2 separate regions of the Homo sapiens genome follow, and region 1 is linked to region 2. Evidence: chromatin contacts called from ENCODE Hi-C or POLR2A ChIA-PET data. All regions are on one chromosome and are shown on one strand. The core of a region is the stretch at or near the end of the contact, and the rest is flanking DNA. Distances in the headings are between cores, read along the strand shown. Region 1 holds the start of STAB1 (stabilin 1). Region 2 has its middle 15 kb from the start of SEMA3G.

What was found. Hi-C counts contacts between places; a loop is a spot of excess contacts on that map. ChIA-PET counts read pairs that join two places held with the same protein, here RNA polymerase II (POLR2A). Pooled maps may share reads with other maps.
Region 1: a loop to region 2 is called in a map of endothelial cell of umbilical vein, with 8 times the contacts of the local background. The contact joins the promoter of STAB1 here to the enhancer-like site in region 2. A Hi-C loop is called at or near these places in 2 of 168 maps with a recorded cell type or tissue (endothelial cell of hepatic sinusoid and endothelial cell of umbilical vein) and 3 of 50 pooled maps. POLR2A ChIA-PET finds 5 or more read pairs at or near these places in 3 of 52 experiments (AG04449, RWPE1 and WTC11).

The regions. Positions count from the first base shown.
Region 1 is chr3:52,493,689-52,497,212 of GRCh38, forward strand. STAB1 (stabilin 1) reads left to right here and starts at 1,650. Exons shown (of 69, transcript NM_015136.3): 1 at 1,650-1,803. The coding sequence starts at 1,726.
Region 2 is chr3:52,428,470-52,431,813 of GRCh38, forward strand. No RefSeq gene overlaps it. Among named protein-coding and RNA genes, the nearest start is that of SEMA3G, 15 kb to the right of the region's middle. RefSeq lists enhancers at 1-2,646, 225-324 and a silencer at 1,504-1,664. Within about 2 kb of position 1,529, at least 4 of the 41 ENCODE cell types and tissues checked have a DNase peak (open chromatin) inside an H3K27ac peak, as active enhancers do; they include endothelial cell of umbilical vein, where a contact is called at or near this core.

The DNA of each region.
Region 1 (3,524 bases), core at 400-2,899, 65 kb after region 2:
CCTGGGATTTTGGTAGCCAACCCCATGCCACACTCTTCCCCAACCCCATTCCTGCTGCCAGAGCAGGGCCTATGAGCCCCACATAACTCATCCTGGCCCAGCCAGGAGCCTCAGTCCCCAGGACCTTGGGGCAGCCAGGCCAGGCAGGGCTGTGGAGAGGTGGGTGGCGTGGCCAGCCTGGGTCCCAGGCCTGCTTCTGTTCCCCCGTTTCCCTTGGTGCCAGCAGAGTGGGGGTCCTGCCTGGAGGACCCTTCACCCCCAGGAAGACTGTGGGTGTGGGGAATGTGGGGAGGGTTTCCCCTTGCAACCCCCATCCCAGCCAGATCTCAGGCCTGCCTGAAGGCCCCTCCAAACTGATGGGAGTGGAGGTGTGCTGGGGAGGAGAAACTTTCCCCAACCTGGCCTTTACCAAAGCATTTACAGATGGCCACCGGGCTCTGGCCCACTCCTGTCTCCCCAACTGTTACGCCGTCTGCAGTTGGGGGTAGTGACAACTGGAGGCAAGGCCCACCACGTGCAGCCCTGGCACGCAGAGGCCCTCAGCCTGGGCCCACTGCACCTCTTGGGGGTGCTGGCTGTGCAGGCAGTGGTGGCTTCAGACAGTAGCCCTGGGATTGGATATGAAAACTGATTACCTCAGACAAGCTACCCAGCCCCTCTGAGCCTCAGTTTCCCCACCAGTAACAGAGGGATCATAAAAGTAGCCACCTCCATTCATTTATTCCTTCTGCACACGTGTATTGAGCATCCACTGTGCGAATCAGCCAGACAGCGCCCCTACTCTTCCACAGCCAATGTTCCAGGGGAGACAAATGAAACAAGCCAATGTCAGCTGGTGGCTGGTGCTGCCAGGTGAACCAGGTGCAGGGCCACCTGCAGGCTGAGACCAGGGAGGCGCTCTGAAGTGGTGGCCCTTGACCTGAGACCACCTGTGAGAAGGAGCCAGAGTGTGACAATCTAGGGTAGCAGCACATGCCGGGAGAGCTCACTGAAGGAGCAGAGAGGCCTGCGCGGCTGGAGCAGACCTGTCTGGGGAGAGTTCAGAGAGACCAGCCAGCTGGAGAGGGGTTTGGAGGTGCTGCAGCAAGCTGGCTGAGCATGGGCTGCTGAGTGGAGGGCAGATAGGGAGGCAGGGAGGGTGGATGGGGGTTGGCGGGCAGGACCAGCGGCTCAGGAGTGGCTGGGGCTAGTGAGGGGATGTGGGTCTGGTGGGCTAGCAGGGTGCCTGTAGCGAGTCAGAGCCCCATGAGCGCCCTGGAGTTGGAAAGGTGGAGGCAGGAACAGACAGACCCATTCAGGGGCTGCCCTGCCTTCCGCCGACCAGCACCCCAGGAGCCTCTGAATGAAACACACTGGGCTCGCAGGCGGGGGACTCGTTCACGTGTGCCTTTGGATTTGCTTCAGAACCTCTGATAGAGCCCAGGTCCCGGGGCTCATGGTGGCCTGGACTTCCAGGTTGTGATGCCAGGAGGGTCCCAGCCGGGAAGCCCCGAGCAGGGCTCAGGCCGCCCATGGGGGGTCAGTGGCCAGCACCTTCCCTTCCGCCTGCAGGCTGCTGATATGCAGGAGGAAATCCTGGCGGGTTCCTGTGGGGGTGAGCTGGCGGGGCCTCCGGGCTGCTTTTAAGGCCACTGCCCGCCCCGTCCCGCCTGCCTGTGCTGTGCCTGCCTCCTAGAGCTCATTCCCTACGCCCCGACTCTGTCCTGGACAGCGTGCCCACCAGCCATGGCGGGGCCCCGGGGCCTCCTCCCACTCTGCCTCCTGGCCTTCTGCCTGGCAGGCTTCAGCTTCGTCAGGGGGCAGGTAAGTGTGAGCCAGTCGCAGGGGCACACGGCGTCTGGGCCCTGCCGGCCAGCGGTGGGAACAGGGAGGGACTGACATGGAGGGGCAGGGGCCTGGGGAGAAACCGCAGCTGGCGCCTGTCTGGCCTCTTAGCAGGCCTGGGGGCTGGCTATTGTGCCCACCTCCCCAGTCTGAGGTCTGCGTCCAGCCACCCAGGGTTCAGGGGTGTGTCAGCCCACCCTCCTCTGACTATGCGGGGCCGGGGCTCCCCAGCGTGCAGCTGAAGTGTACAGAGGCAGGCCTGTCCTGCCCTTCTGGCCCAGACGGAGGCCCAGGTCTTATGTGGCCCTCACCTGGGGGTTGAAGATGTGATCACCTCCAACCCCCGAGGACTACAGATTCACGTGGGGCAAGTGTGTGCACATGTGTGTGCCTGTGTCCAGCCCCAAGAGTACCGGGAAGCAGAATGAGTCACTCACCCTTAGTGTCCGGGGTTATGAGCAGCTGGCAAGGACACACTTCAGCCTCAGAGCTGCCACAGAGCAGCCACAGCCCCGGGCAGGTCCCCTTGAATCCTCACAGCCTCGGGGCAACTCCTCCTGTCCTCCTCGTGAGGAACCCGAAGCCCTAGGATGATGGGGACAGGCCATTCCCACTCTAAAGCCATGCTCCAAACCCCTGCCTGTGATGGCCATCCGTGTGTGCTGGCGAGCAGACAGGGTCCTGGTATGCAGCCACAGCCAGCCCCTCGGTCAGGTCCCTGTGACAGGCTCCTGGCTGCAGGTCTGCTCAGGCCCCATGGTAGGGGCCTCTGGGAGCTTCTGGAAGAGCCTCCCACCCTGGTGATGGGGGTAGTCTCTCTCCTGTGAGGCTGAGCGTGTCTGCCTCCTGGAGCAGCAACCACTATCCCCATGGCACAGATGGCCAGACTAAAGTCCAGAGCGGGGAGGACTTGCCCAGGATCCCACAGGCAGTCCAGCCAGGGGCCTAGGCCCCCTGCCACCATCAGGCGCTTTCTCTTGGATGCCTGTGGTCCCTCAGAGAGGCAGCAGGGAGAAGGGCCTCACCAGCTTCAGGACCAGGCCAGGGCTGGGGACAGGAAGATATGAGGCTGAGAAGGCGACAGTGATGGGGGAAGAGCCAAGGGTTCCAGGGCTGTGCTGAGAGCCCTGCAGGTAAGCTCCTGCCCTCCCCTTAACTCAGTTTCCCCCTGTGTACCATGCAAGGGAATTTCAAAGGCCTCCGCCACCTCCTCATGCTCTGGGCAGTGAGGACAGAGGTCAGTGAGGGGCCTCAGATTCGAGTTTTTTCCTTGTCAGAGACCTATGGCTCTGACCACTCCTTGTGGATGGGGCTGCAGCAGTGCTGGCCACTCTAACACAGCTACGTGGCCTCTATCCCAGCACCCTGCATAGCCGAGAGCCACTGTAAGTGCAGTTGGCCCTCTGTATCTGTGCACCCTGTACTTGGGTTCAACCAACCCTGGATTGAAAATATTCAGGAAATAAAATGGCATCTCTACTGAACATGTTCAGACTTTTTTTCTTTTGAGGTGGAGTCTCGCTCTGTAGCCCAGGCTGGAGGGCAGTGGCGTGATCTCGGCTCAGTGAAATCTCCACCTCCCAGGTTCAAGCGATTCTCCTGCCTCAGCCTCCCGAGAACTGGGATTACAGGCGCCCGCCACCACACCCAGCTAATTTTTGAATTTTTAGTTTCACCATGTTGACCAGGCTGGTCTGTAA
Region 2 (3,344 bases), core at 279-2,778:
ACTCTTACTGTCTCTGTTTGTACCCCCTGTTATAGCCCATGTCATTCTCTGTCTGTCCTACAGTTATGGGTCTGTCTTTCCTGCTAGATCAGAAGCTCCAGGGACCTGTCTGTCTTATTAACCTTTCTTCCCCTCATGATGCCTGGCCCAGGACTCCACGTTCAGAGGCAGTTTAATGTCTACAGAACTGATGGATGCTCCATACCCTGTATTCATAAGCCTGTGTTTTGCTGCCAAACACCAGAGGGCACTGTTAGCATGTCGATGAAGATTATAAACCCTCAGACCTGGAAGGCTGGGAAAGGCTTATGAAAATCTTGCTTCTGTTTTGGGATTACATAAGACTTATTGCGCCTCAATTGTTCTAAACACATCTGTTCGAGTTTATTCATGAGGCACGTTCCTGTTGGGGTTAGAGATGAGTTTGAAAGCTCCCCGTCACAGGTCAAATCCTTAGACAAGACTGCCTTCATAGTCTCTCCAGACCCAAAGTGGCTCTCCTAACCCACCAAAAATATCTCCCAATTACTCATTGAGAGGCATCCAGATGCCCTCTCCTCCACCAAAAATGGCGACTGCCAGTCCCAAGGGGGAATGTGTGATATGGTTCTATTCCTTTTCTGCCCCACCCTCCTCCCACATGCACACATGCACAGGTACCTGTCCACACGAATGCACACTCACTGCCATCAGGACCTCTGGGTGGTGGCTCAAACGGTGGCTCAAAGGCTCTAGCCTCTATGGGCAGGGTGGGAGGATGCTATGAGAAGCAGCACCTCCACTGGCCCTGACCCCAGGGAGACAGCATCAGTTTCCCATGTGCTCCCAGTCACAGCATCATGGGGGCCCCCAGGTGTGAGAAGTCTCCCTAGTGACTAAGCCAGGGAGCTCCATTCCAAAGGAGCTGGCTATTTGCAAAGGTGTCATGGCTTGTACATTTTTCCAAAAAATGACAGAAAAACTGAAGAACTGATTTTTTTCCCAAAACAAAAAACCCTTGCCCTCACTTCTCCCTAGCAAACCTGCTCTAACCCTGGGATCCCTGAGCAACATGACAGCATGAGGTCCAGATGGAAGGGGTAAGCCCCAGGAGCCCCTTCCCCTTGTCTTTGGTGTAAACTGGCTTCTTGACCCTGCCCTGCACACACCCCTAATAAACAGGAAGGCATCCGCGCCATTAGTATCCATCCTTTTCAGAGCATCTGAGACCTGTCTGGACCATCAAAGCCATCCCCAGCCCCCAGGAGCCTACTGGAGGAGACACCAGCCTCGCCAAAACAATTCTCCATTGTGTTCTTCCCCTTAGAAATCATGGGTTTGTAAACAGGCCCTTACATTTCAGCAGGTCCTGCCCTGGCTTTGTGCTGGTGTGTTGTTTTTTCTTCCCTGAACAATGTCCTTTCCAGTAGGGCCAGCCGTTCACACCATTGTCTGAGACCCTTGGACTACAGGAAACATCACCAGATTCTTATCAGTTGGGGGCAGGAGTGGGGGGGTGAACAGATGAGATCATGTCCACAGAGCAAGTGGCTGGTGTGCCACGTCATTCCCCATGCCTTCATCTGTGAGAGCAGAGCCCGCTCGCCCTCCATCAATCTGGGCTTCATGTGTCCAGAGTCCAGTCCCCTCTATTTGGTGGTAGACACCTGGACTCTGTTCCAGGCCTCTGTTGAGTCACTTTGGAATCCTATCAGTCTGCAACTGTCCCTTTGCCCTGGTCATTCCTCACAGCAGTGAAACAGGCCCTTTTGGGTGGATTAGGGGGTACTCTGGTCATCATACTCTCCGGGGTAAAGAGGTCAAGACTGGTCAGCTGAGTCCTCCCATCAGCAGTGTCCCTGCGTGCAGGCTATTAGCTAGCTGCTGGAGGCCTGGCCCAAAGACAGCCCCATATCCCTTACACCGCCTCCCTGGAGACTTTGCAGCAGCCCTCATCCTCAGTGGAGAGTAATTTTTTTAAAGGCTTCATGAGGAACCAGGAGTTTCCTTAATGGAAGTCCAGCAAGGAAAGTGAAAGGCTTCATTAGGATGCAGTCTCTAAGGGAGAGGGGCCCAGTAGTGGTACCCCCAGCAAAGGTGGCCAGGGACTGGGCAGTGGGAACGGGCACAGGGCCACAGCTGCCTTGCCTCGTCTCCTGTACATCCGAGGGATGGCTGAGTACGGAAGGAGAGCCAGGGTGCGGCCCAACAATTCCCAGGCACCTTATCAGATTTTTATCTATTTATTTATTTATTGAGACAGAGTCTTGCTCTGTTGCCCAGGTTGGAGTACAGTGGCGTGATCTCAGCTCGCTGTAACCTCTACCTCCCGGGTTCAAATGATTCTCGTGCCTCAGTCTCCTGAGTAGCTGGGATTACAGGTGTGTGCCACCAGCTAATTTTTGTATTTTTAGTAGAGAAGGGGTTTCACCATGTTGGCCAGGCTGGTCTCGAACTCCTGACCTCAGGTGATCCACCTGCCTCGGCCTCTGAAAGTGATGGCATTGCAGGTGTGAGCCATCGTGCCTGGCAACCTTATCAGATATTGTGTCCAAACCTAGCCCTACCCACTGTCCCTCTTTCCGAGTTTAGAGTCTTAGAAGACCCTGGGAATTTGTTCCTGGTGTGTGTTGAACTTTATTCTTGTAGAACCCACTGCAATCCAAGACTTAGGTGAGGCTGGGATGGGACCTTAACTGGGATGGAAATTGGGCTATTTCTGAGCAACTACCCCCTAGCTCTAAGATGTGGTTGGCCAGAGGTGCCTCTGTTTGCTGGATTTCCAGAGGCATGTGAGCCAGTCTTCTGGGGCCCAACTGGCTGGAGCTGCAGCTGGACCCCCTGCCAGCCCACAAAGAGGACAGGCTGGCTGGAGGTACACCAGGTTCTTGGGGGCTGCTACCTGACCATTCCTCCAAGCAGGGGATTCTAGGGCTGTCTAGGACCTGACCCCAAGCTTAGCCAATGAAAGAAAAGCCCAGGAGTCATTTGAGAAAGTGGAAACTGCTGTTTTCCTCTCTTATTCTGACTCCTTCCTGCCCCTCACCTTCTTAGAAACGAGTCTGTTGGATGGAAGGACAGCCACAGACTAGGGGTGAATGCTAGCCCTCCACAGAGGACCATGACAGACACAGGAGGGGCCAGAAATAGGCTGGTTATGGGAGCACGAGAGCCGGGAACAGAGCACAGTCCAGGCCCAAAGGGCAGCAGATTGGCCGCTTGGCAGCCCTGTCCCGGGGTAGCAGAGTCTACTCTGGCGAGGGTCATAGGAAACCAAGATATGGCTATTCATCAGGAGGCTGGGGCTTCCAGAGCCTACAAGCTGGGAAGGCAATTACTAATTAATCAAGCTCACATGTTAAGGG